Linked DNA regions of Homo sapiens: region 1 is linked to region 2. A link is an interaction called in ENCODE POLR2A ChIA-PET data of the cell type or tissue named here. Cell type or tissue: GM12878. All regions are shown on one strand. Links, peaks and the distances in the headings refer to the core of each region. The heading gives the core; the rest is flanking DNA.

Region 1 (15,981 bases), core at 5,616-10,615, 70 kb before region 2:
TTTATAAACATGAAAACATTTTCATCCCTTCTTGACCAAAGCACCTCTTACCATGAATAAACAAATGCCAGCATTCTTCTACTCCCTTCCTCCTCCATGCCCCCTGCAAAAATCCCACAGGGCTCCCCAAGCTTGCCCCTCAGTTTCTATTCAGCTGTCTTCCCTATGAACTTAAGGTTCTTACCATTTAAATTTCAACACCTGTTCTCACTCCTCCTAAGAAAATATGTATATGACCTCCATGGAGACCAGCTTTCCTTTTTGTTTCTAACAATGCTGAAGAGCTATAATTTAGCAGCATAAGTGGTAGTTGTAATCACTTGTAATTTATCATCCAACTGCACAGACTAATTCACGATCAAAGAAAAAGCTCTCCTTATTTTTCAATTATTAAAAATAAGCATTTGCGGATTCTTTCTTCAAACATGACACCATTAATTAGCAGCAAATGTGCTGTCGAGCATCTTTTTAAACAACAGTAATGAATTTACACTAACCCTTTCCCTCCTGGGATCAGTCTAATCATTTATGGTAGTTCTGATTGGCATTAGATGATTCGCATTGTTTTCTCTTTTTGGAAACATGATAGGATTGCTGTCCCTGACCTTTTGAAGTTAGCCGCCCACGCTGTAACTTGCTTCAGCCAATGAGTTGAGGGTAGAAGTGACAAGGTCACTTAAAAGAAAATTTCAAAGAGCAAGTGACAATCTTTCATTTTCCGTTCAGTGGTGATTTGCAAACATGTGTCAAGAGTGAGTCTTCTGTGGGTTTCTGTGTAAAGATATTGGGCAGAGGTCCCCTGCCAATCCACGTGCTCATGTAAAGTGATTGTAAAAACAAAGCTTTGCTGTTAGTTCATTGATATTTGACAGCTGTTCTCCGGGCCTGATTGTGGTGGTTCAAACCTGTAATCCCAGCACTTTGGCAGGCCAAGCGGGAGGACTGCTTGAGCTCAGCGGTTTGAGATCAGACTGGGCAACATAATGAGACACCGTCTCTACAAAATAAAAAAAAATATAGCTGGGGGTGTGGCAAGCGACTCTGGCCCCAGATAGGAAGTAGAGGTGGGAGAATCATTTGAGCCCAGGCAGGAGAGGCCTCAATGAGCAGTGATCATGCCACTGCGCTCCAGCCTGGGCAAAAGAGCAATACCCTGTCAAAAAAAAAAAGAGTTTTTCTTTTTCTGTGGCAACACTTGGTCCATCCTGACTGATTAAGTAGCAAGGTAAGATCTGTACCCATACAAAGTACAGATAATTCATACTGCTGACTCCATGCCCTGGTAACCTAACATAGATATTTCAATCATGCTACAGAAATGTCAGGGGACAAATATCATTGAAGGGACAAACTTCATGTGGATTATGAAACCATAGTGTAACACCTTTTCATGTGCTCCTTTGACAACCTGAGACCTTTTAAAGAGGCTATTAAGGAATCATACATGTGTATGTACATATGTGTACATAGGTGACATATATATAATATCACCTATTGTATATCTTTAAAAGGGCTTTTAGGGGAATCATAAGACTAACATTCCATTCTTCTAATATTAGAAATAACTCTAGGTGCTTTAGGTTCTCTAACAAAATTTTTGAACTCAGTTGTAAAGTTTTTCACTATAATATTACACTTTGGAAAATATGTAAATATGTTTTTTTCTTTTTGTTTAAGTAAGAATGATGAATCTGATTCCAAACGAGAACTATAAACAAAAGGCCATTCTTTTGCCTCTAAATCTTATGGATAAATCTTCAAGATGCTAGAAATATCTCATCAAATAACACATGAATAAAACAACTTCCCATTCTGTAACATATTCTTTCAGTTTCTTAAAAAATTACTTCTCTCTTGCTCTCTCACCCCTGCACACACACATAAACACACACACCCACACACTTCATAAAATGCAATATTCAGAAGAACCAAAGATTCAGTTTAAGTCTTTTTTAAAATAAGTTATATTATCTTTAGGAAAATAATATTTTAAAGTAATATTGCATTAGTTTCAGCCAAATTACAACAATGACTTCACCAGGCATGGCTATTGAATATAATGCAAATTCTTCTAACATCTGCCCAGGCAATGAGCAATTCCAAATGAGTGGTCACTCCATGTGAGATACTTCAGTTGTCTTTTGCAAAATCTCACTGCTAGAAAGACATATATAACTACTCATTTTTTTTATTATTATACTTTAAGTTTTAGGGTACATGTGCACAACGTGCAGGTTTGTTACATATGTATACATGTGCCATGTCGGTGTGCTGCACCCATTAACTGGTCATTTAGCATTAGGTATATCTCCTAATGCTATACCTCCCCCCTCCCCCAACCCCACAACAGTCCCCGGTGTGTGATGTTCCCCTTCCTGTGTCCATGTGTTCTCATTGTTCAATTCCCACTTATGAGTGAAAACATGCGGTGTTTGGTTTTTTGTCCTTGCGATAGCTTGCTAGAGAATGATGGTTTCCAGCTTCATCCATGTCCCTACAAAGGACATGAACTAATCCTTTTTTATGGCTGCATAGTATTCCATGGTGTATATGTGCCACATTTTCTTAATCCAGTCTATCACTGTTGGACATTTGGCTTGGTTCCAAGTCTTTGCTATTGTGAATAGTGCCGCAATAAACATACGTGTGCATGTGTCTTTATAGCAGCATGATTTATAATCCTTTGGGTATATACCCAGTAATGGCATGGCTGGGTCAAATGGTATTTCTAGTTCTAGATCCCTGAGGAATCGCCACACTGACTTCCACAATGGTTGAACTAGTTTACAGTCCCACCAACAGTAAAAGTGTTCCTATTTCTTCACATCCTCTCCAGCACCTGTTGTTTCCTGACTTGTTAATGATCGCCATTCTAACTGGTGTGAGATGGTATCTCACTGTGGTTTTGATTTGCACTTCTCTGATGGCCAGTGATGATGAGTATTTTTTCATGTGTTTTTTGGCTGCATAAATGTCTTCTTTTGACAAGTGTCTGTTCATATCCTTTGCCCACTTTTTGATGGGGTTGTTTGTTTTTGTCTTGTAAATTTGTTGGGGTTCATTGTAGATTCTGGATATTAGCCCTTTGTCAGATGAGTAGGTTGCAAAAATTTTCTCCCATTCTCTAGGTTGCCTGTTCACTCTGATGGTGGTTTCTTTTGCTGTGCAGAAGCTCTTTAGTTTAATTAGATCCCATTTGTCAATTTTGGCTTTTGTTGCCATTGCTTTTGGTGTTTTAGATATGAAGTCCTTGCCCATGCTTATGTCCTGAATGGTATTGCCTAAGTTTTCTTCTAGGGTTTTTATGGTTTTAGGTCTAACATGTAAGTCTTTAATCCATCTTGAATTAATTTTTGTATAAGGTGTAAGGAAGGGATCCAGTTTCAGCTTTCTACATATGGCTAGCCAGTTTTCCCAGCACCATTTATTAAATAGGGAATCCTTTCCCCATTGCTTGTTTTTCTCAGGTTTGTCAAAGATCAGATAGTTGTAGATATGCGGCATTATTTCTGAGGGCTCTGTTCTGTTCCATTGGTCTATATCTCTGTTTTGGTACCAGTATCATGCTGTTTTGGTTACTGTAGCCTTGTAGTATAGTTTGAAGTCAGGTAGTGTGATGCCTCCAGCTTTGTTCTTTTGGCTTAGGATTGACTTGGCAATGCAGGCTCTTTTTTGGTTCCATATGAACTTTAAAGTAGTTTTTTAAATTCTGTGAAGAAAGTCATTGTTAGCTTGATGGGGATGGCATTGAATCTATAAATTACCTTGGGCAGTATGGCCATTTTCACGATATTGATTCTTCCTATCCATGAGCATGAAATGTTCTTCCATTTGTTTGTATCCTCTTTTATTTCATTGAACAGTGGTTTGTAATTCTCCTTGAAGAGGTCCTTCACATCCCTCGTAAGTTGGATTCCTAGGTATTTTATTCTCTTTGAAGCAATTGTGAATGGGAGCTCACTCATGATTTGGCTCTCTGTTTGTCTGTTATTGGTGTATAAGAATGCTTGTGATTTTTGTACATTGATTTTGTATCCTGAGACTTTGCTAAAGTTGCTTATCAGCTTAAGGAGATTTTAGGCTGAGACGATGGGGTTTTCTAGATATACAATCATGTCATCTGCAAACAGGGACAATTTGACTTCCTCTTTTCCTAATTGAATGCCCTTTATTCCCTTCTCCTGCCTGACTGCCCTGTCCAGAACTTCCAACACTATGTTGAATAGGAGTGGTGAGAGAGGGCATCCCTGTCTTGTGCCAGTTTTCAAACGGAATGCTTCCAGTTTTTGTCCATTCAGTATGATATTGGCTGTAGGTTTGTCATAGATAGCTCTTACTATTTTGAGATATGTCCCATCAATACCTAATTTATTGAGAGTATTTAGCATGAAGCGTTGTTGAATTTTGTCAAAGGCCTTTTCTGCATCTATTGAGATAGTCATGTGGTTTTTGTCGTTGGTTCTGTTTATATGCTGGATTACGTTTATCGATTTTCGTATGTTGAACCAGCCTTGCATCCCAGGGATGAAGCCCACTTGATCATGTTGGATAAGCTTTTTGATGTGTTGCTGGATTCGTTTTGCCAGTATTTTATTGAGGATTTTTGCATCAGTGTTCATCAAGGATATTGGTCTAAAATTCTCTTTTTTTTGTTGTGTCTCTGCCAGGCTTTGGTATCAGGATGATGCTGGCCTTATAAAATGAGTTTGGGAGGATTCCCTCTTTTTCCATTGATTAGAATAGTTTCAGAAGGAATGGTACCAGCTCCTCCTTGTACCTCTGGTAGAATTCGGCTGTGAATCCATCTGGTCCTGGACTTTTTTTGGTTGGTAAGCTATTAATTATTGCCTCAATTTCAGACCTGTTATTGGTCTATTCAGAGATTCAACTTCTTCCTGGTTTAGTCTTGGGAGACTGTATGTGTCGAGGAATTTATCCATTTCTTCTAGATTTTCTAGTTTATTTGCGTAGAGGTGTTTACAGTATTCTCTGATGGTAGTTTGTATTTCTATGGGATCAGTGATGATACCCCTTTGTCATTTTTTATTGCGTCTATTTGATTCTTCTGTCTTTTCTTCTATATTAGTCTTGCTAGTGGTCTATCAAGTTTGTTGATCTTTTCAAAAAATCAGCTCCTGGATTCATTGATTTTTTGAAGGGTTTTTTGTGTCTCTATTTCCTTCAGTTCTGCTCTGATCTTAGTTATTTCTTGCCTTCTGCTAGCTTTTGAATGTGTTTGCTCTTGCTTCTCTAGTTCCTTTAATTGTGATGTTAGGGTGTCAATTTTAGATCTTTCCTGCTTTCTCTTGTGGGCATTTAGTGCTATAAATTTCCCTCTACACACTGCTTTGAATGTGTCCCAGAGATTCTGGTATGTTGTGTCTTTGTTCTCGTTGGTTTCAAAGAACACCTTTATTTCTGCCTTCATTTCGTTATGTACCCGGTAGTCATTCAGGAGCAGGTTGTTCAGTTTCCATGCAGTTGAGTGGTTTTGAGTGAGTTTCTTAATCCTGAGTTCTAGTTTGATTGCACTGTGGTCTGAGAGACAGTTTGTTATAATTTCTGTTCTTTTACATTTGCTGAGGAGTGCTTTACTTCCAACTATTAACTACTCATTTTTTTATTGCGAGAAAATTGTTGCATGATACATTAAAAAGGGTTGGGAAGAGGTTTTCAAACACTATGCCAGAAAGAAAGTATGATTTGAAAAAGTCAGAACACACTTCCACTGCTCTCAAGCAATTAAGTCCAGGAAAAGTAATAGGTATGAAAAACCACTTCAATTGCCTTCAAGTTTAATGAAAATTGTGCCTGAATATGTCCAGAGAGAATATGAGCACAATGGGAATTGTTCTCAGGAAACACTTCAGTTCCTTTTGAAAATACAGAGAAAGAACAATATAGCACTAGCCCCAAATTTTGTATACTAATTTGTGTTTTGCTTTCATGCCTTATTAATGTCAACCATCTCTTTGTGATAATTATCTCTTCCTAGTAAAATGGCAAAATGCAGCAAGAATAATATTCCAAAAATAAGATATGAATAAAAAAATTAAACCCATGTTACTTTTTCAAGTACTAAAAATAGTTTTAATTTATTGTCAATCATGTTAGTAACTACTAAAACAAGAAAGAAAATAGGACAATCAACACTGTCTTTGTGTATACAATCTGAAACTACCTTAATGAGTGAACAGTTCTTACACATTATATTATTTTACTTTTACCAGGTGGAAACTAATGCTTCAGTTTAAGTCATGATGTTTTATTCCAAATACTTATCTGTTCACTGGATTCAAGCCTGGGCAGTCCCATAAATGCCTGGGGACAGGAATTACAGTGTGGACTGGATGAGGTTGTCAGTTAAGCGATCGGTATGAGGTCAATGAATATCTGTACACTCTTACACCAATAAAGGAATACATTTCTGCACACTTTACAGGAGAAAAGGAAAACGTTTCAGACAAAAAAAAACCAGCTTTTGTCCATTTGCCAACACTAGTCAAAACAATATCTTTCTGTTTCTCTCTTCCACATAAACACAGAAACCTGAAAGTGAATATATCATGGGTGGCTTAAGAAAACCAAAATTTTCCATTGCTGGAGGGGCTTCTAGTTAGTTGATTTTTAAGACCCATTTTATAAATCTGCCTGCATCATTGCACCCATACCTAGTAAACTCTGCAGTGTTTATAAGTCACAAAATGCTTTCAGGAGAGAAATAAATTGATGAGAACACAAAAGGGAAAGTCCATCATTTAATGTCAAAATGAAGACACAATCCCTTCCTAATTTTCTACATGATAGTCCTATTCCATTCGAGGCAGGTAGTGAGAATCTAAAATCCTAGGAGTATTTCCCAACATGTCAAAATACTAACACATGTCAAAGGCATCACCAGCAGAACATGTCCAGAATTGTGATGGCAAAAATCCCACTGGCCCAGCTCCAGGACCTTCCCTGATTTTCTTCCCTTTCATCCTCTGTACTCTGAACATGATCAATTTCTTTTTGGTACCTTCTCAAATCAAACTCCACTAAGCCTTTTGCATTTTGAAGTCCCCTTCCCATTATCCAAGGAAATAAGTGGCTTCTCTCTCATTTCTGAACTCCCCTAACCCTTTTCATCCTTAATATTACAGAAAGGAAGCTTCATGTCTTGCTAAGAACATGCATTCCTACATACCAACTGGTAACAATGGGGCTGTGCTTACCTAATCCTCAGTCCAGGTCTACTTGGGAAAAATTAGAATATTATGCAGTATGAATCCCCAGAACCTGAACTTCCTTAGTAGTATCCTGGTTCCTTCCTCAACTTTCCTAAACCATAACAATTTTACCATATTGGAATTACCAAATATTACATAACCGGTATCACATTTTGTGCTAACATTTTGTTCTTATTATTCTTTCATCATCTACACATATAAAAACTCCATATAAACACACTCCACAGTTAGCTTATTTTTCTACCAGTGGAGTTTTAATGGACAAAGACTGTACCTTCTACTTCTTTAGTGGAAGAAACAATAACATACATTTAAACTATTTTTTACCTAGGTAATTGACACTTTGGGCAGAGTGAAAGAAAAGGAAGAGCATGTTTTGTTTTAATGGAAGTTAAACTGCATTCAACAAAGACAGAGTCCCTACTGCATCAAAGACATTCAGTTAATAATAACACCATGAATAAGAAATAGTCCCTTTAAAAACTTACCTTTGAAGAGAGGACTCAGATAAGATGTCTACACTGTAACTATCATGCAAGGAAGAAATAGTAAATTTATTAGAAGAGAGAAATTACTTCTGACTGAGGTTTATGGAGGTAGGAATATAAGACAGTACTGAAAACAACCAAGTAGTAGAATTAGAGAGAACCCTACACATTTTCTTTAAGAGTTCCAGAAAGTAGAAAAACGTTATAAAGTTGCCATTGGCTTCCACTTACTTGTAATCTGCCAGGAAAGTAAATCTAAAGGAACGTTTGGATCATCACAAGTAGAGGAAATGGGGGCAGTATATTGTGAGAATGGGAAGCTGTACACTTTTCAGAGCTGAATCCTGGTGCCTGAGTGGAGTTGAATGCATTCCAGTAGATCTCTGGAATGGCTATAAGAAAACCAACTCCACAAGCCCGAGAGAATTAAAAAAAAATAATAATAAGGCAGGCACCAGCGAGGTAACCACAAATGTTATTTGCTGAAGCATGTCTTGAGAGACAGTCAGAGCCAGTGCAGGATGGGATGCTGGTGAAGGACTTAGACACTCTCGTCTTTTCATTCTATTCACCCAGGTACATAATAAGAGATTTAGTGAATAAGAGTGGTCCTTTGAAATCTTCTTCTCAGAGAAACCAAAGTCTTGAACGTAAGGAAGGGTGAAACAGCTGAAAGTTAATCAAGATAATTTTTTTCCTTTTAAGAAAACTGGCAGCCTGGATAATATTATAAAGCCTGGAAGCAGATATTAATGATGTAGAACATAATCCCTTCTTCCAGTTATCATGCCCTGGCTAATTCCCAGCCTGACTTGTCAACTTCAGGCTCTCTGGCAATTGAAATCAGAAATTGTTTCACTTACCAAAAAGAGAATATATAATAGTAAGTTCTTCATAAAATGTACCAAGAAATAGCCAGTCAAAAATATTACTCAAAAACTGCAAACTACAATTTAAAAAAAACTAACAAATACGATTCATTTTCCAATAAGAAAACTGAAATTTCACACTTTCCTGGCATGTACATATATATAGGCTGAATGTATCATATGAATGATATACTATCACTACTATCACTTGATTTCTGATTCTATTTATGTTGTAACAAGTGATCGCCTCCCTGTCCCAATTAGTAAAGTCCTGCCAAAAAGCTATAACTGCAGTTGAGTTTCAGTTTCTGAAAAAGCTGCTCTCAATTTAAGCAACAATGATCTGAGTTGAAAAAGTCACACAAGAGTGATCAAGGCAAAGATGAATCAATATCTCTATTTCCCAAGAAAAAGTGGGCACAGATGCTAGCTCTATGCTGGCCTCTAGTTTCCACAATCCTGTACAGCTCAATGTGTGATCTTTTGGAAGTGTATGTTTGGCCTAAGATTGGTTTTAAGTTTTCATTCTGGCTTAAGAAAACTGAAAATACTTTTTTGGCTCCATTCTTTTTTTTTTTTTTTTAGATGGAGTTTTGCTCTGTCACCCAGGCTGGAGTGCAGTGGAGCGATCTCGGCTCACTACATCCTCCGCCTCCCGGGTTTAAGCAATTCTATGCCTCAGCCTCCCAAGTAGCTGGGATTACAGGCGCCCACCCCCACGCCTGGCTAATTTTTTTTGTATTTTTAGTAGAGACGGGGTTTCACCATCTTGGCCAGGCTGATCTTGAACTCCTGACCTCGTGATCCACCCGCCTCGGCCTCCCAAAGTGCTGGGATTACAGCCGTGAACCACCGCGCCCAGCCGGTAATGGCTCCATTCTTGACAGGCAAGTAGCCCCTCACAGTTTATGATGTGTTTAAAAACAGAATTACAAAGTAAGCATGTAAGCTACCTTCACCAGAACGAATACAAGAAAAGTCAGAAAACAGAACTTTGAAAAACTAAAATTGACTGTTTACCCTGCTGCTTCTGTTTAAAACACTTTGAATGTAAATTATGAATGTAATTTCATTACAGGCAGAAAATTTAACCACCCATCCACACATGTTTACCAGTCTCCTATTTGCTGTTTATCCTTCTCACTTAGTATACCCTTACAAGTATACTAGAGAATTCTCACTTAAGTGAGAAGGGTACAGAAAAATCTAGATTTATAATCTAACAGGTTTTTAAAAATGCAAAAATAAAACCCTATAATTCCCTGTAATCCCAGCACTTTGGGAGGCTGAGGCAGGTGGATCACCTGAGGCCAGGAGCTTGAGACCAGCCTGGCCAACATGGTGAAACCCCATCTCTACTAAAAATACAAAAATTTGCCAGTGTGGTGGCAGCGCCTCTAGTCCCAGCTACTCAGGAGGCTGAGGCAGGAGAATCACTTGAACCCTGGAGGCAGAGGTGGCAGTGAGCCGAGACTGTACCACTGCACTCCAGCTAGGGCAACGAGCAAAACTCTATCTCAAGAAATAAAAGTTTAAAAAAAGCCCTATTACCCAATACAAAATGTGAAAAGTCATACGAAATGTCAGGAGGCAGGGTGGAAATTGCTATGAAGCCTAGATGAAAATGAAAATTCCCAAGGTGGACACGGTGGGTCACACATGTAATCCCAGCACTGTGGGAGGCCGAGGCAGACAGATCACTGGAGGTCAGGGGTTCGAGACCAGCCTGGCCGAGATGGTGAAACCCCATCTCACAAAAACGGAAAAATTAGCTGGGCATGGTGGCAGTGCCTGTGGTCTCAGCTACTCTGGAAGCTGAGGCAGGAGAATTGCTTGAACCTGGGAGGCAGAGGTGGTAGCGAGCCAAGATTGCACCACTGCACTCCCGCCTGGGCAACAGAGCAAGACTCTGTCTCAAAAAAAAAAAAAAAAAAAAAAAAAAAAAAGAAAAGAAAATGAAAATTCTTCCTTATGAAACAAAGAAAGGTTTAATAGAGGGGATAATATCTGAGCTATATTTTGAGGATAGTTAGGATTTCAGGTTAAATATGAGAATGTATAATGTAGGAAAGGCAATAATCTAAGCAAATCCAACAGCATGGGAAAGTACACACCATGCTCAGAAATGGCAATAGCCTCTTTTGGTTACAACATTGAGTCATACAGTGCATTTGCTAATATTCTTAGCTACAAGTGACAGAAACTCAGCTCCAATCCCTTCAGGCCCCAAAATGATCTATTCAGTGCTTTCATGAACTGATAAAATCAAACTGAAAGACAAGCACATTCACATCTCACTATGCCTCAAGGACAATGGATGACACTCTATTAAGGAGTTTTGCCACATAATAAAGTTCCCTGGGATCTGGGGTCTGGTGAAAAGCCCCCATTTGAAGCTAGAGAGGCAATTTCTAATCTGGACTCACCTGGCAATTTTTTCAATCCGTAATATCCACAGGTTTTTGACCTGCGGAAATAATTATAACTGTCTAGTCTACCGGCAGCAGGGTAGCTATGAGGCTAGAGAGATTCTCTAACTATGAAAAGATCCTGTTAAAAATGGCCTGACAAAAAGCATAGAACAAGTATACTAGAGAATTTGGAAAATGTAATCAAGCATCAAAATCCTTTCCTGAAGGATGGGAAAAAAAATGGGAGCACAAGAAATGTGTACACACACACACACACACACACACACACACACACGGAGGTCTACTCAAATAATCTAAATAAGCTGTTCCAATGGAAAAAAAATACCAAAGAGGAGGTCACTTTTCATCTTCCCATCATTTTCAGGAAATACCGAAGAGTAAAAATAAAAGATGCAACAACAGTTTTTCCATGTGCTAAGCCAGCTGCAACTACCTCAACAGGATACTGTTGTTTAAATAACAATAATAGAATCCAGAGGCCCATCAGAAATAATACAATCCTTTATAAAGAGGGGGAAATGAATTTCACTCATCCTAAATGAAATACATAAGTTTCTAGGTACTAAAGTCAAAACAGATGGAGAAGAAGAAAATAGTTCTTCATATCAAAAAACTTTCCAATAAATCTTTTCTTTCCTATTTCTTATTTCAGAAAGGCCAAAGGAGAATGAAGTATACAGACTGTCACTTATATCACCCTAGGCAAAAATTCATTCATCCATCCATATGAGAGACTTTAATGAAGAGTTACTGTGTAACAGGAAAGATGCTGAAGAAAAGAAATATAAGAAAAAGAAAGGTTTTGTCCCTGAGGAGGAAATATCAGCAAGAGTAAAGTCTACTAACATTCATTTTGTAAGTTTAAAGAAAATTACTCACATCATTTCAATTGTCCCTCAGAACAACTCTTTGAAGAAAATATTGCCTTACAGATTTGAAAACTGAGGCCTAGAGAGCTTAAGATATTTGTCCAAATGTGTGCAACTCTCTGTTGGTGGAGCCAGGATTCAAGCGCAGGTCTTTTCACCCAAAGCCTTTCCACAGTGCTGTTTGAGGGTATTACAGGGGAGGCTTTTGTTTAGCATTGCAGCACATCCAGCTGTGCCCTCAATTGCCTAGAAAATTCCATTTGGGAATTCCATTTCCTCTTGGTTTTTAGTCAGAAAATAGTCTGAATGGGTCTCAAACTGTCATAAGTCATCATGGTCCTCATAACACAGCATCAAACCATGTAGAGCAAGAATTTACTCAAGGAGAGACGAAAATATAACAGAAGGAATGCCATGATGGGTATAGTCAACAAAACACATTAATGTGTTTCCTTTTATTCATAATTTTCAGAATGAATGAAAATAACAATATCATTCCTGCCATTAAATTGTCACCAATGTTTGAAAAGGGACAAAACTCAGTGTGTGCATTTTATAACAGAATGTTTAATACGTATATCCTTCAGTGCAACAATTCCACTTTGGGGAAGGCATTAATAAGTGACCATTTAAGTAGGCCCAAGATCCTTGAGACACTGTTCTCTCTCTCTCTCTCTCCCTCTGTATTCAATAACTTGCCAAGTCTTATGAGTTCTACTCCTAAAATGTCCCTCACATTTATATCTCACCCCGTTGACATCATTGTTTCTCGTTTGTCTATTAGCTTTCTTACTGGTCTCTCCAACTCTCATTTTCTGCCACTAATATTTATTCTATATAGTCAGCCAGATATATCTTCAGAAGCCCAGTTCCAACAGAATCAATGTGATGCTCAAAAAATACTCAATGGCTTTCCATTGCTTTCAAATTAAAAATAAACACCTTATCCTAGCTTTCAAGGCATGCCACATTATGGCTCCATCATAACCTTCCACTTCTTTCCCAGACAAAGTGGCCTACTTGCAATTCTCAAACGAATCTCAAATCATCTTACTTCAAGGATTTCTCATCTTATCCATAATCTATGTGAAGAATTTCTTTGTTTAAACCCCATAAACTACCCTTGTATTTCTTTTAACTCACTCTATATTCTAGTTGAAATTATTTACAAACATATTCCACTGTTAGACTACGCATTCCTTTAGAAGAGTCTATGTCTTTTTTTGTGTGTGTGTATATCTGTCTAAAATGGGGTTTTCTTGAGGCAAAGCCTGAGATAGGAATTCTTGCAGGAGATTTACTGAAGCAGTGTTCTCAGGAGAAATCTTCTGGGGAGTGAGAAAAGCAGGATAGAACGGTGGAGGATAGCAGGATAGAATGGTGGAGGATGGCAGGCAAAGATTGAGGCCCAAGAGGAGTCTATATTCAGCCTGATCCCATTAGAGCTCTACAGCATAGACTGCACCTAGACATTTTCTCTCAAGTGTGAGAAAGCTGGGCTGTTACACATTACATCAGTCAGTCATTGCCCATGGATCATCTGTGTAGAGGAGTATAACTTCCCATGCATCTCTGGGCTGGGCACCTCCCACTGGCCATAGATAACGCTTTGAGGAAGAGTGTAGGTGTGAACCTTTAACAATCAACACCCACAACAGCTGGGAGGCAGGTGTACCCACCTAGTAGAGAAGGTCCAGGGAGGGCACCAATAGCATCTGCTACAGAATCCCTCATAACACCTCTAATAGCTCACAGAAAACAGTAGATGTTCAGTCAGTAGCTGTTAAAAAAGACCTGCCTACATAAGGAAATAACTTTGAAGTACATTAGTATATTCTTACAAATAGAAACTTGTTCACTTGCTGTCTGTCAGTTTGGGGTATTATAACAAAGTACTGTAGACTGGATAGCTTATACACAACAGACATTTATTTCTCACAGTTGTGGAGGCTGGAAGTCTGATATCAGGGTGCCAGCAAGGTTGGGTTCTGGTGAGGACTCTTGCAGGTTGCAGACCCACAGCTTCTGTTGTATCCTCACATGGCAGAAATAGAGCAAGCTGGCTCCCCTGCCTCTTCTTATAAGGTCACTAAATCCATTCACAAGGGCTCCACTCCCATGACCCAATTAGCTCTCAAAGACCCCACCTCTATGCACTATCATATTGGAGATTAGATTTCAGCATGTAAATTTTGGAGAGACACAGGCATTTATTCCATAGCATTTACTAATGACAGGTTAATAAATGAACAAACACAAATAAAAATACATGGCTTTGATATATTACATTTTCCTGCTTTAATTTTTATTTTATTTTTTTGAGTCAAAGTCTCACTCTTGTCCCCTAGGCTGGAGTGTGACGGCACAATCTCGGCTCACTGCAACCTCCGCCACCCAGGTTCAAGTGATTCTCCTGCCTCGGCCCCCTGAGTAGCTGGGATTACAGGCAACTGCCACCACGCCCGGCTAACTTATGTATTTGTAGTTGAGATGGAGTTTGGCCAGGCTGGTCTAGAACTCCTGATCTCAGGTGATCCACCCACCTCGGCCTCCCAAAGTGCTGGGATTACAGGCATGAGCCACCATGCCTGTCCTAAAATATTTTTTATACTTATTAGCAAGTCTGAGCCAATACACTTAGTTTTAAATTAATTCATACCCATGGAAAAATTGAACAGTTTGTCACTCTTAGAGATTTAAGATAAAGATTAGTGAAAATAGTGAGGGATATTTCTGATGAAAAGTGATCCTTTTCATTCTTAAGGACAGAATGTTCATTAGTGGCCCCATCAAACTACTGATTATGGCAATAAATATTTACAGAAAGAGCCAAATCTTTCCCTAAAACCCTCAAGAGAATCTCTGAGCTGTAGTCAATCATCTTCCAAGTTGAGGCCTTCTGTGGATCGATGATTAATAAAAGAACAAATGATATTTCAGTAGGCAGCATATTAAACCCATCAGTGGCATTGTGTTTCTGCTTTCAGTTGTATCATGTTTAAATCAATGTTTGAGATAAAATCAGTATGGTTTCATTTTAAAAGCTCTAATAAAAATGGTTAAAATAAAATGCACATGCTATGAAAACTCCAAGCATGTAATTTATACTTGCAATAATTCAGCAAGCAGATTTTGGGTGCCAACAATGTATGAATCCTTTCATTCAGAGATAATGGGGGTATATAGATCAATAAGACTTGTTTCCTGCCTTCAACATGGTTACAATCTGGTAAGGGAGACAATAAATGTACTGATAACTGAAAGGAAGAATATTACAATGCATCAAGCCCCTATTCAAAATCATTTTCTATGTCTCTATCATTTTAGCTGTGAAGTACAAATTCCTTAGCATTCAAACCCTTCATAATCTGCCTCCTGTCTACTTTTGTATTTATTGATTTACCTATTTTCTTAGCAAACTGTTATTGAACATCATGTTTGTGCTAGGCACAGAGATCTTGGTAGAAAAGATACACACTAGTTTTGCTGCTGTCATCTTTATGTCTCCCATCCTTTCCTTTCACACATATTAGGCTTCAACCACACATCCTTAACTATTCCCAGAACTAGCTATTGAATTTACAACCTCTGTGATTCTGGCAAGTGTGTTTCCTCCCACTCTGTATGCTTTTTCCCGTATTTTTCACCTCATAAATTTTCTGATCCTTCAAGTGTTAGCCCACATGCCACCACTTTGAGCTGTGTGTCCTGATACTTACTATTCAGAAGAGGCGATCCTTCTTTCTTTTGTATGTCCCTAGTGTTTTGTAGGCTTTCTTTTACCCGACTTATATTGTTAAATAACACGTAGAGAATCCAAGAAGAAACAGCTCTCTTGCATTAGGGTCACTTGAGGAGTGTTCATTTAGGAAAGGACTATCATCAGAATTTGGGGTAGAATATAAGGGAGACACAGGATTTAGCACTGTAACCCAGGATGTGTAACAGCAGAGCTGTCACCAGCCCTAGCCCAAAGCGTCAAAGGGAGAGAATTATTACCAATACCTGAAAGAAGAGAGCTGGCAAAGGAGGCTGCCTTGAGATGAGCAGTGAAATTCAGTGAAGAAACAAAGCCAGGCCCAGAAAAGTCACAG
Region 2 (15,981 bases), core at 3,683-8,682:
GAAAATGCAAATCAAAACCATGAGATCTAACCTTACACCTGTTAGAATGGCTATTATCAAAAAGACAAAAGATAACAAGTGTTGACATGGTATGGAGAAAAGGGAATCCTTACACACTGTTGGTGAGAATATAAATTACTATAGCCATTACGGAAAATAGTATGAAGATTCCTCAAAAAATTAAAAATAGAACTACCATGTTATCCCACTACTGGGTATATACCCAAAGTAAACTAAATTAGTATTTTGAAAACATATCTGCACCTCATGTTTATTGCAGCACTATTTGCAATAGCCAAGCTATGGAATCAACCTAAGTGTCCATCAATGCATGAATGAATAAAGAAAATGTGTTATACAGACACAATGGAATATTACTCAACCATAAAAAATAATTAATTTCTGCCATTTACAACAACATGGTTGAACCTAGAGGATATTATATTAAGTGAAACAAGCCAAGCACAAAAAGATGAATACCACACGATCTCACTCATATGTGGAATCTTAAAAAGTTGATCTCATAGAACTAGGGAGGAGGAGGGTTGTTACCAAAGGCTGGGATAGTTAGGGGGGAAAAGGTGTTAGGAGATGTTGGTCACAGTTTACATAATTACAGTTTAATAGGGAGAATAAATTTCAAGAGACCTACTGTACAGCAAGGCAACTGTAGTTAATGTCATATTGTATTCTTGAAACATGTAAGGACAATGGATGTTGTATTCTCACCATAAAAATGATAACTATGTAAAGTAATGCACTTGTTAATTAGGTAGATTTAACCATTGTAAATGCATATATATTTCAAAACATCATATTGTACATGATAAAAGCATATGATGTTATCTGTCAATTAAAAAATTTTAGAAGAATGTTATGCTTGGATAATATGACTTTTATCTACATAGAGCATTTCATGTTTTCAAAACATTTCCATATCTAACGTTTCATTGTATTATTGCCACAGACCTATGCAGTAGGTAGAACCTTATTTGTCCTTATTTGACAGGTAAGGAAACAAAAGTATAAAGAGGTTAGATGCCTGCCAAGTTCATATGAGAGATTAAAGTAGGACTCAGGTCCACTGACTATCAGCCTGCAATAAAACACTTTTTAAACCTTCTTTTATTTGAAACACATTCATATTCATTCATTCATAATCTCTGTCTCTCTCTCTCTCTCTATGTCTGTGTCTCTCTCTGTCTGGATCTTCCTATCTCTCTTTTTCTCACTGTTTCTTCTCTCTTTTTCTGTCTCTTTCTCATATCTTTGGCCATTTTAACGTTTAAACTCACCTGAATAAAGAGTCAACAAATCCACTGCAATAGTTATCAGCAGGGAATTGTGGCCATTTCACAATAATTCTATAGTTCAAAATTCTGTCATAGTTCATTCATAGATCCCCTTTCTGATCTAGTTCATTCTCTACATTACAGAAGTTTGAGCATGCTTTATGGGTTTTACAGAAGGATAATCTCAATACAGAAACACGTCTTGAATTCAGCAATGGATTCAACTTATTTTGATTCCAGCATGTTCACATTTGTTTTCTCTTATCTGACTTGAGCACACATCTTTCTTTCTCCTTTTCTCTCCTTTTATTCCTACATACCTTGCCTCAGATGACTTCAATATGTACATATGGAGGAGAAATGAAGTACACAAAATTTGTTATCAATTTGGATGGAGATCTGTATTTGAATTTCAAATAAAAAGGAAGCTCCCATTAAAAGATAAAATATAAAATTCCAAAAAACTGCAAAATGGCAGATTTCGTAATTAATGTAACTAATGACCTATAATATTTCAGAGAAATTATAATATTTCAGAGAAGTCTGAATATAAGATACCAAACATTAATGCTTTCCATATAAGTACTTTACAGTAGAAATGTAATATGTACAATTTGTAACCTTAAAGCATGTTAGTATAAGGGTTCATACACTATAATCTGAGTTAGCTACCTTAAGATTTTCACGGCATGAGACAGAGGGGGTAGGAAGAAAGGAAGGTTGAGAAAAAAGAAGATAAATCAATGTGATTTTATAACTTGAATCCACTATTTATCATGTACCATATGTCCTTTAAAACTTTGTCCCTTTCAGTAGTAAATAGTTAATATTTATTATATTTCCAACACAACAATTCTAGCTTCAAAATCAGCCACTGCAGGTAAATGCAGGCAATAGTGATTGACGGTTTTAAAACACAACTATAATTATCCACAAAGTGATTTAAAGAGTGACCTAGAGTTGCTACTGACATAAGTATAGTATTTATGGAAGTAAGTGTTATCCACAATCTGGAAAAACACCCCTAAAAATGTATCCTTTGTGAAAATAAGGTCACAACAATCACTGACAGGAGGACAAAAAGAAACAGAGAAGCAATAAAGAAGTTTAGGCAGGCCGTGAAGCCAAGGAGGTTGAGTACAAAAAGTAAATGCAAAAGACATGGGATTCAGAGCACAGTGTATGCTTGAACTGCAGTTAACTAGGCAGGCACATGATGTAACTCTGTGTGAAGGCCTCCAGCTAGTTAAAGGTGGATGCTGAGGTCTTTTTCAGGCTGAGATTCCAGAAATCAGGGACAGGGTATAGAGGGATGAGTGTTGGTCCCCGAGGTTGTGGGACACTGAGCAAAACTGTGGTCTAGAGAGAAACAGTTTAAAGAATTAATCCAAAGGGAGTTCAAGCATACAAATGAAAACTAAGCCCAAGATATAGGCTCTTCAACCTGAGGCAGCTGGATGGAACAAAAGAATTCAGAGGGCAGACAGAAGGCAGCAATTCCAGAATGTTTCTGGCGCAGCAGTTCTCAGGACTTCAGGGGACTCTTTCATGCAGTGGTTGGGTTATGACCTACCCACAGGTAGGAATATGCTATTAGAGGTGCAAGAATTGCTGGACACACACTCTGCACACAGCCCTGCCACAGTCTCTAGGGTTCTTGGTCATTTCCCAGAATAAACAAAGAGAATGGAGAGAGGGATATGAAAAGGGGAGGTAGTCTATGAGGACACTCACTTTTCTTGGCCACACAGTCTAGTACAAGGAGGAGAGCTACACAGAAGACAGCCTTTTGAGTATACGATATTTTCATTTTAGGCATTTTTGCACATGTTATCTCACCTAATCCTCCCAATGGAAACTTAGAAACAAATCAGTCATGTTAGTTAAAATAATGGTTATGCAACATTTAACTTCCACCCCAGACCCCCTCTTAACAACCACGCTGGTCCAGGTGTGTCAGTTTGCCTTTACACAGTAGTCTGCTCAGCCTGATCCTTACACTGTTGATTCATTTATTCATTCAACAAGCATTTTTTGAGTACCTCATATATGACATTGTGCTAGGGATTAGGGGTAAGGGGGTAAGTGAAATAAACAGTATCTGTGTTCTCAGCTAAAATTTTAGTAGTACCTCTTGTTAATACAGAGGTAAACAAACAAATATATCGTTAAGACAGAGAAAGTGTTTTAAAGGTCACAGAAAGGGTGCTGAATACAGAATAAAGGGGAAGATCTACTTAGCATGTAAAATGAAGACCTGTTTGACAATGCAGCATTTAGGCTGAGACTCAAGGATCAGTGAGCCACCCCATAGGAAATCTAAAGGAAAGGTGCTCAAAGCAGAAGGAACAGAATATTTTCTGGCTCTAGTTTGGAGAAGGAAGCTGGTGAGCCAGATCCTTTAGATCAAGAGAAAGAATAGCTACAGGTCAATTTCGAGACATAAGCAGAGTCTGTTTTAGACATGGTCTTGCAGATGGTGAGAAAGAATTGAATTCTTAGTGAAATGAAAAGCTGTTAAAGGGGTAAAGCAAAGATAATGAGTGACATGGTATAATCTATATTGTAAAAAACATCTCTAGAATTTCAGTGAATAAACTGGAGCAATTCCAGGTGGAAGGAGAGGAGAAGGAAAACTCAGAAAGGATGCTATTGCACTATTTTCAAGTAAAACATAAGGATGGCCTAGATTAGGATGGTGACAGCAGAGAGGAATAGAAGTGAGACTAACTTGAAAGTATATTTTGCAAGTGGGCGCTATAGGACTTACTGGTAGAATGAATGTAAGGATGGGGAAAAGGAAACAACCCCAGGTTTCCAGCTTGAGCAACTGAATAGACATTGGTTGTTTAGACTTAGACAAGTAACTGGTTCTTAAAGACCAAATAAACCTAGAGGTGGGGTCAAGAGAGAGGTCCCACAAAGGAGACTGAGAAATAGCAGAGACACAAAAAGACAACCAGGGCAGTGGACATCAGGGTGGTGGTGAGAGGGAAGCATTTCAAGGAGAAGGAATGGCTCATCCTTTGGATTCCTGCCAGAACCATATTTTCTACTATGATTACTTTTAAATCATTGGCTATTCTATCTGTGAGGTCATCCAATGATTTGTTAGAAATGAATATTGTGCTTCAGTCTAGCAATAATAAACACTGCTCTCCACTGTGCTAGTTTTTAAAAATCATTTAAAAATGCGTTTATCATGGTCTTATTTCTCAGATTACTTTAAGCATAAGGGTATCACAGCAACTGAAACTTGCTAGAAAGCAGACTTACCCAGAAAGAAAGCTAGAAAGACTTACTGCTATGCTCTTCATTTAAAAAACTATACACAAACACACACATACCACACTAAGTAGATAAATACTAAAGTCTACAACGCTTACTGTGGTAAGTTTACACGGAGAGTAGGTCTCATCACCTGTTCAAAAAATGTGGCCGGGCGGAGTGGCTCATGCCTGTAATCCCAGCACTTTGGAGGCTGAGGAGCACTGATCAACGGGGTCAGGAGATCAAGACCATCCTGGCCAACATGGTGAAACCCCGTCTCTACTAAAAATGTAAAAAATTAGCCGGGCATGGTGGCGCATGCCTGTAATCCCAGCTACTCGGGAGGCTGAGGCAGGGGAATCGTTTGAACCTGGGAGGCAGAGGTTGCAGTGAGCCGAGATCATGCCACTGTACTCCAGCCTGGTGACAGAGTAAGACTCTGTCTCAAAAAAAAAAAAAAAAAAAAAAAAAACAAAACTCAATGTCCAAAAAGACTGGATTCCTCCTCATTTATCAAAGCAAAATAGCAATCAACCTGAACTAAATCAAAATTAGACTGCCATATTTGTAGTAAGAAGAATTCACTAATATTGAGGAAATATACTTGTTAGCAACCTAACAGGATAATCCATGCAAGAAATTTATTGAATAGATTTGATTCTCATACCAAGTTAGTGCAGACAAAAAACCACTTTGCAGAAAGGCAGGCAATAGTGAACGTGAAAGAGACTCAATATTAATCATATGTTGACTCATTTGGCATCATATAAGCCTCATTACCCTCCCCTCCATTTATTTCCTAAGTTTAGAATTGCATTATAAATGACACCATTCAGAAGAATGACTGCACCATGAGGATCATTAAGGTTTCTGTGCTGAATACAGTGTTTTGAAATTCTAAATACCAGTAAAGCAAAGCTCCTGTTTATAGTTAATAAAATGACTACCTCATTTCACTTTTGACTCAGTTATCCTCATGTTTATTATTTATTCCTTATGTTCATAGATAATTTTAACCACTAAAAATGACCTTCTTAGATACCTTACATTCTTTTGAAAACATAATGAGGAGTAAATCTACAAGTAAAAAGTAAATACTTCTAATTAATAAGCTACTTTTGGAACCACCAATACATAACCTCCCCTCCTAGTGAAAGTCCCCAAAGTAACTTTCAGCTTATTATTATCCCCAGTCACATGTCTAGCAAAATTCATGTGTTTCTTCCCACAACATTTAATCATCAACCTTCTCTTGCATCATTCCTTTAACCAAAGCTTTATTTCAGGCTTCAGTTATCACTTACTCAAACTGGTGTGACCTTTTCTTCCCATCTAATATGAAATGATTCTGAGACATTTCAGCTTGTCATTCTGAACTTGTCACTCAGCTCGTCATAGCATAAATCTACCGTAAATCAACCCCCTGCCTCATTCACTCCAACTTTCAATGGGATTTGTGATGATTACTTCCAAATTCAGTAGGTCAACTCAAAATTTCTTGTCCTTTATTTCTTTACTGGCTACCTCTTTTCTTTCAAGAAAATTTATTTGACATGACTTTCATTATACTGGTATCAGTGAGGTTTCTACAGAGTCATAGCATTCAAGTTGCTGTATAGAACCTTCTCACCACCCCTAAGATTCTCATAGTACTAAGTGTTCCAATCATTCTCAATCCACACTAGGCATCAGAGTCAATTGGAGATTTTTAAAAATACAGATGCCCAGGACTTATCCTGAAACTTTGATTTCAGTTAGCTTGGGGTATGATCCAGTTGTTGGTATATTTACTGTCATATATTTATAGCTTAAATATATGTAATTAAAATATACCTTAATTACAGGATTTTGGATCTTGTTAAACCTAAACGTTTCTGCACAATTTACCACTCCTCCCTGCCCCCCACCCTGCCCCCACGGCCATAGTTTTTAAGTTCCTATTCACTTTAAGAAATAATTAATTAGGCCGGGTGCGGTACTCACGCCTGTAATCCCAGCACTTTGGGAGGCCGAGGCAGGCGGATCAGGAGGTCAGGAGATCAAGACCATTCTGGTTAACACGGTGAAACCCCGTCTCTACCAAAAACACAAAAAAATTAGCCAGGCATGGTGGCGGGCGCCTGTAGTCCCAGCTACTGGGTAGGCTGAGGCAGGAGAATGGCATGAACCCAGGAGGCAAGATGGCGCCACTGCACTCCAGCGTGGGCAACAGAGAAATCCGTCTCAAAAAAAAAGAAACAATTAATTAATAATTACTAAAATGTGGCATATTCAAGTATTCTCAATCCAAAATAACATTTTGAAAGATGTAAATAATGTTGCAGAAGACATCACACTTTATCATGAAATTGAGTTGGCGACATTATAAATACTAAACTTCAAAAGAATGGCACACATAGAGAACTACAAGAAACCTTCCAATTATAACTTCAGAAGAAATCAAAGAAAAGAGATAGAGCTTACTAGGACTTTGCTTATATGACATAATTTTGCTATTTTTCCATATATCTCCTGTATTTTCATCTCCCTTCCTCTTCTCTCTCTCTCCCCCCGCCCCCCTCCCACACACACACTAAAAACTCTATGTTCTTCATTATTTCCTCTCAGTCTCTTTACCAGCTCATTCTTCTTCCCAAACCACTTAATATTTTTAGATCCCAGGGCTCTATTCTAAACTTTTTAAAATCTTTTCATTTAACATATTCTCCTGAGATAATTTCGCTGAAATTACTATCTATAAGCTGAGGATGACTAAATCTATATCTCACACCCTAGCTTTTTCCAGAGCTCCAGGCAGAAAGCATTCTTGCCTACATAGGTACCTGAAGCTCACCGAAGTCCCAACTGAATGCATCTTCCTTTCCCAGCAAATCTGCTTCTCCTCCAGGACTTTTAACCTCAACTGGGAACATCACCACCTACCCAATTGCTCAAAATAGAAATCCATAGGTCACCTTCGAACTTATCCCCTCTCTCACACCCCATATCCACTCACCAAGACTCACTGATCATTTTTTTTATTTTATTATTATTATACTTTAAGTTTTAGGGTACATGTGCACAATGTGCAGGTTAGTTACATATGTATACATGTGTCATGCTGGTGTGCTGCACCCATTAACTCGTCATTTAGCATTAGGTATATCTCCTAATGCTATCCCTCCCCCCTCCCCCCTTCCCCCACAACAGTCCCCAGAGTGTGATGTTCCCCTTCCTGTGTCCATGGCTACCTCCTAAATATTTCTTGAGTCCATGCCACTTCTAGGTTAGGATACCTTCATCTATCAACTCAACTTTGCTTTTTATTTTACAAACTGCTCCCCCAATATCCATATTTAATCCTTTTCACTCCTTTAAAAACATTCTAGCGAACTTTTGAATACCAAAACCAAAACAAAACAAATTTTGCATGTAAAAACTGAAAAATTCAAATAACATCTACAGCACGGTTAATCACATTGTTATTAACCATGGTTAATCAACATCAATTTCCTGATTTTGACACCATACTATGCTGATGCACCGTCTTATCATTGAGGAAAACTGGGTGAAAGGTACACAAACCTTCTCTAAACTACTCTTTGCAAATTCTTGTGAGTATTCAACTATTTCAAAATAAATACTATTTAGAAAAACTAACTCTGATTATATTCTGGGTTTTTTGCCCCACCCCTTCTTAAAACTTCTGAGTGCCCCTGAATAAGTCCATCATTCTTACATTGACTTTCATACCCATCAGAATTCTAGTCTACTCCGTGCCCCATTTTCCTTCTTGGATTTGCACTATAACTCTACTAGTTCTCTTTTAATTTATCAAAAAGAATACTCTCTCCTGCTTTAAAAACGTCAAATAAGTTATTCTCTCTGCCTAAAAAGGTTTTCCCAGATCTTGCTTGGCATATTATCTGCTTATTTTTTCAGATCTCTGCTAAAAATCCCTTAATTGGGAAAGTTTTCCCAGACATCCTCCACTGATTCAGCCATCCATTCAAATTAGATGAATTAACTCCTTTTAGGTTCTCACAGCACCCTCTACTTCTACTTTTGTAAAAGTCATCATACTTAAACTTATTTGTTCAATATATTCCCTCACACAAGTGCTCCACAAACTCAACATGGACAGGGAATGAATGTCTGATGAGAAAATATTTGTTGAGTAAGTGAGTAAATAAGTTATTCAAATTGCTGCTAAAATCCCAATTATTTATCCATTTTATTATTTTCCAAAGGAGTCTCTGGGCTGTATATACACTGGTTTATTGGGTGATATTCTACTTTTCTACGATTAACAATATTTTTTCAGTAGTTTATGAGCCAATATTTCAGGGTGGTGGTATACCAAATATTGTACACTATAGGGAAAGTGGTATGCCATTCCAGGTGTTAAATTAGACCACGGTGTAGTTTAGATACAACTATAATGTCATTCAAATATCTAAGAAAGGGGAAGGGGTTCAAATACATATTTCTGTTCAAAAATAGTTCTCTGTGAAGTCTGCAGACTCACATTCCATTAAATCTACGATAGAAAAGGAGCTACAAAAGGTTGACATTCACTATTATTTTCTCCACTATTATTTGGCCATTTGTGCTCAACTTTCCACATTCATGGTGCAGTTTACAGTAACATAAAGTACTTGGAATCCTTTTGAAGCATTTTCAGGACTACTGCATGGTATCACAATAAGTACTACATTTTTCAAAGAAGTAAAAGGTATTTGAGCTATAAGAGATCATCAGTTAGAGATCATCTGATTTTAAAATCAATCCCTGATTTTAAAAATGAGAAAGCTAATGAAAGCAGAGTTAATTGATGCTACAACCACAGTGAGAATACAGGTTGCCTGAAGTAATGACGAAACTCCCCACATCTGCAAACAGATTTTAGGAATTCCAGTAATTATAATGATTTGCAAAATTTCTCATCTGGCACATTAAATCCTTGACTCCTATTTATTGAAGTTTTTAAAAGTACAAATAGTTGTTAGACCTCTAAATTTGGAAGCAACAAGAATGCATTCAGATTTCTGATAATGGCGGATATTAGAATCAATTAACATTAAAATTTTGAATTCAGTTTTGAGATCTGTAAGACTTTTAAAGATGTTGAGTTCTTAAGTTTTGCTTTCTTATAAGTTAACTTTAAATAAGATTCTAAATGAGGGAGCAGGGAGATAAAAGACATAGTTTTATTATGTCAAGATCCAGGAATAAATTAATTAGGAAGAGAAGAGATACAATGTTGTTGATTTTAGGCTTTAACAATGTACTGGCACCTCTCCCATTTATCTTTTTAATATATTTTTTCACAAAATGCATACAATACACATCTACACATTTATGCAGAATTTTTTTAGTCTGTGAATTAGTGTTCATCATAATTCACGAGTGAGATTTAATATCTTCCCTTTGATATTAAAATCATGTATAAAAGCTTGTAGGGGATAAGGAAATAAAGAACTAGGCCATCTCTTTTTTCATTATTAGCTGTGCTGCAGTTTTAGAAATCAAAGCTCTCCACACTCTTGTCCAGAAAGTCAGGCAGTAAATGTTTGCATGACAGCAGCCCAGCAGAGTGGCTGCAGAAAGACCTGAGTTTGAATCTTTTTTCCTGCTATTTCCTCAATGTTTGTCCATGATTCCATAGCTTATCTGAGCCTCAGTCTTCTTATCTGTAAAATGAGCATGAAAACAACACCTATCTCTGGGATTGCACTACAATACATAGAACAATGGTTTAGGTGCCTAGGAGTGATCAGTGCAAAACTGATGGTGGTTATCATCAAATTGTAAGAGCAGTGGATCAGGCAAAGGAGAGAAAAGGTACCCTGCTTTGCAAGAGGGGCACAGTTGTGGTATAAGAAGATTCCTGGTGAAGACTAGCTGCTACAATTGGCATGTGTGGCTGGAGTGCTTATGGGATTGGGAGTATAGTATAGGATGTTGGTTTTGCCATCCACATGCAGATTCCCTTTCAGATAAGTGAAGACATTTGCACTTTGGCCCCCATCACTCTGATTTATCTTAGGAAAGGATTATCCATATATGACAGCCATCACTGAGGGTACTTCTCACCATCCACCTAACTATGTCTCAGATTTCATTGTAAGGCTCATTTGGACAAGTTAAAATGCAGACACCAAGCCTCCAACCCAGAGATTTGGATTTAGTAGATCTCAGCCAGTACTCGACCATATGCATTTTTTGATTAACAAATCATAATTATATACATTTATGGGGTACACTCTGATGTTTTGACATATGTATATGATGTGGCATAATTAAATGAAGCTAATTAACATATCCATTACTTCACTTATTTATCAGTTTTTGTGAAGAGACATTTGAAATTTACTTAGCTATTTTACCATCTGCCTTTTTAACAAGAACCTTAAATTTTATATATATATATTATATTACATATATAATATATATATAACATAATATATATAATATATAAAATACATACGGTATGTACGTGCTGATGTCCATAAATCATTCCTGGAGAAACACTTGTAGATTGCATAGGCTCTGTCTTTTTATTAAATCAGACAAACAGAGTTCTGTCTCTCACAGAGTTACTCTAGCTACCCCAATAAAGTGTCTTCAAAAAAACCTACATTTTAATAATAAAGTTTAACCTTTTATGTAGGGAAGACACAAGAAATAGCCTTATGATGACATTTGTAACATGTAAGATGTTGACTGTTAAGTTTTTCAGTGTCTTTTACTAATCTTATTGAATAGACATATCTTATTATAATTTGTCTTAATATTTTTAATTGAAAGAGATGAGGTGTAGTAATAAATAATTTCAAGTTTTTCTGCCTGTGACTCTGAGAACCAGGAATTTCTCTGCATTAGGGCAAGTAGCCTCAGGCAGGCAACAGCTAACTAGCTGTCCAGCCCAATCAAACCCAAACCCAGAAGAACTAAAAGTGTAAATCAGGATAAGTGATGGAGAGTCTGTCCTTGATTAGAAAGACGTACCTCTGATATCTCTCTATGCAAGAAAGTTTCAGCTCAATTTTTCCATTTTTTTTAATACTTCAAACCCACACCTGAGGTTTACAGGTAATTTTAATTTTTGTTTATTTCCCGAGCTAAGACAGAGGGGTGGGCTGGGAATAGATTCTTTTAAGCTTTGTAAAAAAATCTATTTATTGTATGTTTGATCAAGCAATCATTTCTTGAGAAAAATTACAGATAACATTTACTTCAGCCATTTTTATGGCATAAAAATTCTGCCAGAGCTGTCCATCCCCACCCCTCCAAAAAATGCAAATGGATTTCAAGGTCCACCAAACCTTGTAAGAAGCCTGCATAACGTGAGAAAGTCTCTAAACACTAAGCTGAGCTCTTCTTATCACACATTTGTAGGCACTCAATGAAAGCTGTTTGAATGAAAAAGGAATGAAGAACCATATACTATTAACTGCCACTAGGAGACAAACAACTTGATGTTGCAATGCTTGTGCACAAGTAAACAAACTGTACCTTATCCTTCCACATTCATCTTCCACTGTATGTATGTATGTATGTATGCACGTATGTATGTATGTATATAGAGATGGAGTTTCACCATGTTGATCAGGCTGGTCTCGAACTCCTGGCCTCAGGTGATCCGCCCACCTCTGCTTCCCAAAGTGCAGGGATTACAGGCATGAGCCACCGCTCCCAGCCCATCATCTTCCGTTTTAATAGGTTAAACAAAAGTTACAAGAACAATGATTTATATGTCTATTTTAACTAAAACAGTTATCTGTAGTACTGTTAATGTGGAGTTTTACAATGAGATAATTAGATTTTTGAGGCCTTCCTCAGAATATTTTTGTAGAATAAACTCTACAAAAATAAGATGTTTCATTTATTTGTTGGAAAGATTAACTCAGATATGAAATAATTCTGCATACTTCTAATTGTACTTCAAAACATTATTTGATACTTGAAGATCAAGAAGTATGAAGGAAACTAAAATTATGAATGAAGGAAATCAAACCAAAACGTGCCATACAAATATTTCAGAGGATGGGAAAATCTACCAGGAACATTAATTGTTACTAAAAAGAAATAAATGCTTTGACTATTTACTGTTTAATATGGCATATAATAAATATTTGGACTTTAATAAAACTCATTTTCATCCTGCACAGCTTTATTTCCTTGAGTAGAATGTCAGTTTGTCCAGTTTAATCACTATTTAGCTTTTCTTTTTCTTTTTTCTTTTTTTGTTTTTGTTTAGATGGAGTCTCGCTCTGTTGCATAGGCTGGAGTGCAGTGGCGCTATCTCAGATCTCGGCTCACTGCAACCTCTGCCTCCCGGGTTCAAGCAAATGTGTGCCTCAGCCTCCCTAGTAGCTGGGATTACAGGTGCCTGCCACCATGCCCGGTTGATTATTTTGTATTTTTAGTAGAGACGGGGTTTCACCATCTTGGCCAGGCTGGTCTTGAATTCCTGACCTCGTGATCCACCTGCCTTTGCCTCCCAAAGTGCTAGGATTATTTAGCTTTTTATATTTTATTGTTCAACCAGAAAATTGAGTGGGTGATGCATGACAAAAAATAAAATAAAAAAAAGTAGATGGAATTTATTTTTCTGAAATATGTTAAAGATACAGGATATAAAATAAAATGATGTATTCAGGGAACTATAAATAGTTTGATAGTAAATGAGCAGACCAAGAAATAATGATGAAGAGAGATGGAGGAGCCGAGCTATACTAGACTGTTTATGTCATGCTAGGGAAGTTTCTCTTTATTGTGTAGGCTACAGAGACATATGGAGGCACTTAGGCAGGGATTCTCACAGTCAGAGAGACAGATTGCTTGCCATGTAATGATTAGGATCTGGACTATGATGAGGTCTGGAAGGATGGAGAATAGAGGCTGGGAAAATATTTAGAAAGGGAAGCCATTCTCTAACTTCTCTGTTAGAGAATGGAGGAGAGAAGAGGTTTATTAAGATGATTCATAGGCTTCTGACTTGAACAACTGGATTGGCAAGTAAGTAGTGTAACTAAAGCCCTGATTTACTTCAGTTTTAAACAAATCAGGTCCCCAGTTTTCCAGTCGTTTCCTGTATGTCAGCCTATCCATGCAAAACTATTAGTATAAAGTTCATGCTTGAAGGTCCACCTCAGAAGTCATCTCTTCCCTAAAATCTTCCCTGTTTGCACCCAATGAGACTAGGTCTCTCTATCCTCCACACCAGCAGTAGGAAACTCCACTGTCTTTGGAAAGTCCTACACCTTGAGGCTCCTGGAAGCCCTATTCACATAAAATTTGATAGGACCAGGGCCCTATGGAGTGAGGGAAAAATGTGACCCTTCTTTCAGGGCTAGGGAAGTCATCACAAATGAGAAAAGAGATTGGAGAATATTGTGGCAACGTGGCTACCAAAAGGCATCAAATTCAATGCTTTCCAACTGCCTTGCTAGGAAACTAAAATATATGCATGGTTCCAATCTGACTTGTAGATCTCTAGTTTGTGTCATATCCAAGTTTAAATTCCAAAGACTTTAATGAAGCTCTTTCCTTGGGGATGTGTCTAACTGTCTCACTTGACTCTACCTTATAATTTAACTATAAGTGAAAAAGTTTTGTCCACAAATTAGACTTCAAGGCTTTTGCAGGCAGATAGTTGGAAATATTCCTGTTTATGTTTTCTTTTTCTTTTTTTTTTTCTTTGTTTATTTATTTATTTGAGACGGAGTCTCACTCTATCGCACAGGCTGGAGTGTGGTGGCACGATCTTGGCTCACTGCAACCCCCGCCTCTCGGGTTCAAGCGATTATCATGCCTCAGCCTCCCGAGTAGCTGGGATTACATAGTTTTAGTAGAGATGGGGCTTTGTCATGTTGGCCAGGCTGGTCTTGAACTCCTGACCGCATGTGATCCATCTGCCTCTACCTCCCAAAGTGCTAAGCTTATAGGCATGAGCCACCACACCCGGCCCTGTTTATGTCTTCTATTGTGTTTTCCTGTTGTGAAAAACTTGGAGGTGGTGATAAAGATACTGAGATGACGCATATAAAAGCATGTCAAAAGACAAAGTGCTTACAAACATAATATGTCAATATCATCATCATCATTAGATCACCTGAAAAATTTACAGAGACCGTATTCCAGATAGCCAAGAGGCAAGAGTAGGAGTCACATTAAAACTCTGAAGTAAGATGTCTTCTTGCAGGCCATCATTACAAGTAACTAAAAATTACTATCATTAAAATATATTTGTTTTCATTGTACTGGCATAAACTTTCATCGAATTAACGTCTTTGTTGCCAAATCGATGGTTATTAATGCTAAGCTTGAGACATGAATATTAAATTTTTACTCTCTTAAGCATCTGTGTATGTTTCTTACTACATAAGCAATAAAATCTAACTTCTAATTACCAAGTATTTAATTTTAATTACTCCAAATGTATAATGTATTCCTATGGCAATTAAAAGTAAGATTCTACAAAAGGCTCTTTATCAGACTTTGGAAAACTAGATGCATTTGATTTGCAATTCCACTTACCCTGGTCTAAGTGTAAATAGATACTAGGCATTTCATCTTGAAATCTGTTCAGCCTAGAGGTCACGTTGCTGCCATACATTTTATTTTTTTCCTTTACTTTGTAAATTAGGAGTTAAAAGCTACACAACATTAGTTTTTCAAAGCAAAGCCACAGATGCAAAGTAGATGGATTAACTTATGACAAAGAGGGCAAATGGAAATTCACTTAATTTTAATGTCCCACACAAAAATACTGATAAAAATAATGAACGTATTCTTAAAACATTAGAATAGCTTTTGAATTCCGTGCATATGGAATCACTTAAAGTTCAAATTCATGTGTGAGAACAGTTTGCTATACGTGCAACTCTGGGTTCAATTAAATTAGATAGCGAATTGATATATTTATATTCCTAAGTCTATCCGGATTTTTTTTAAGTATCACAAAAACCTCTCATTTCTTAAAGCAAAGAAAAAATGTTAATCGCCTTTTTGCATTTTAATTTTTCTTAACTTTTTATTTTACTTTAAGTTCTGGGATACATGCCCCAAACATGGAGGTTTGTTACTTAGGTATACATGTGCCATGGTGGTTTGCTGCACCTATCAACCTGTCATCTAGGTTTTAAGCCCTGCATGTGTTAAACATTTGTCCTAATGCTCTCCCTTCCCTTGCCCCCCACCCCTGAACAGGCTTCGGTGTGTGATATTTCCCTCCCTGAGTCCATGTGTTCTCATTGTTCAACTCCCACTTATGAGTGAGAACATGTGGTGTTTGGTTTTCTGTTCCTGTGTTAGGTTGCTGAGGATAATGGCTTCCAGCTTCATCTATGTCCCTGCAAAGGGCATGAACTCATTCCTTTTTATGGCTGCATAGCATTCTATGGTGTATATGTACCACATTTTCTTTATCCAG

What was found. Peaks named below come from ENCODE experiments on the same cell type or tissue, not always from the same donor. Only the 100,000 strongest peaks of a DNase experiment are listed, where the experiment ranks them.
Region 1: POLR2A ChIA-PET joins it to region 2 with 6 read pairs; 2 of 35 experiments call an interaction of 5 or more read pairs at or near these places.

What each region holds. Positions count from the first base shown.
Region 1 is chr10:51,199,679-51,215,659 of GRCh38, reverse strand. All of the region lies in intron 2 of PRKG1 (protein kinase cGMP-dependent 1), which reads right to left. Among named protein-coding and RNA genes, the nearest start is that of MIR605, 92 kb to the left of the region's middle. In GM12878, for the core only: no CTCF peak of the experiment used is centred there; no DNase peak of the experiment used is centred there.
Region 2 is chr10:51,127,729-51,143,709 of GRCh38, reverse strand. All of the region lies in intron 1 of PRKG1 (protein kinase cGMP-dependent 1), which reads right to left. Among named protein-coding and RNA genes, the nearest start is that of PRKG1, 61 kb to the right of the region's middle. In GM12878, for the core only: no CTCF peak of the experiment used is centred there; a DNase peak (open chromatin) is centred at 5,777.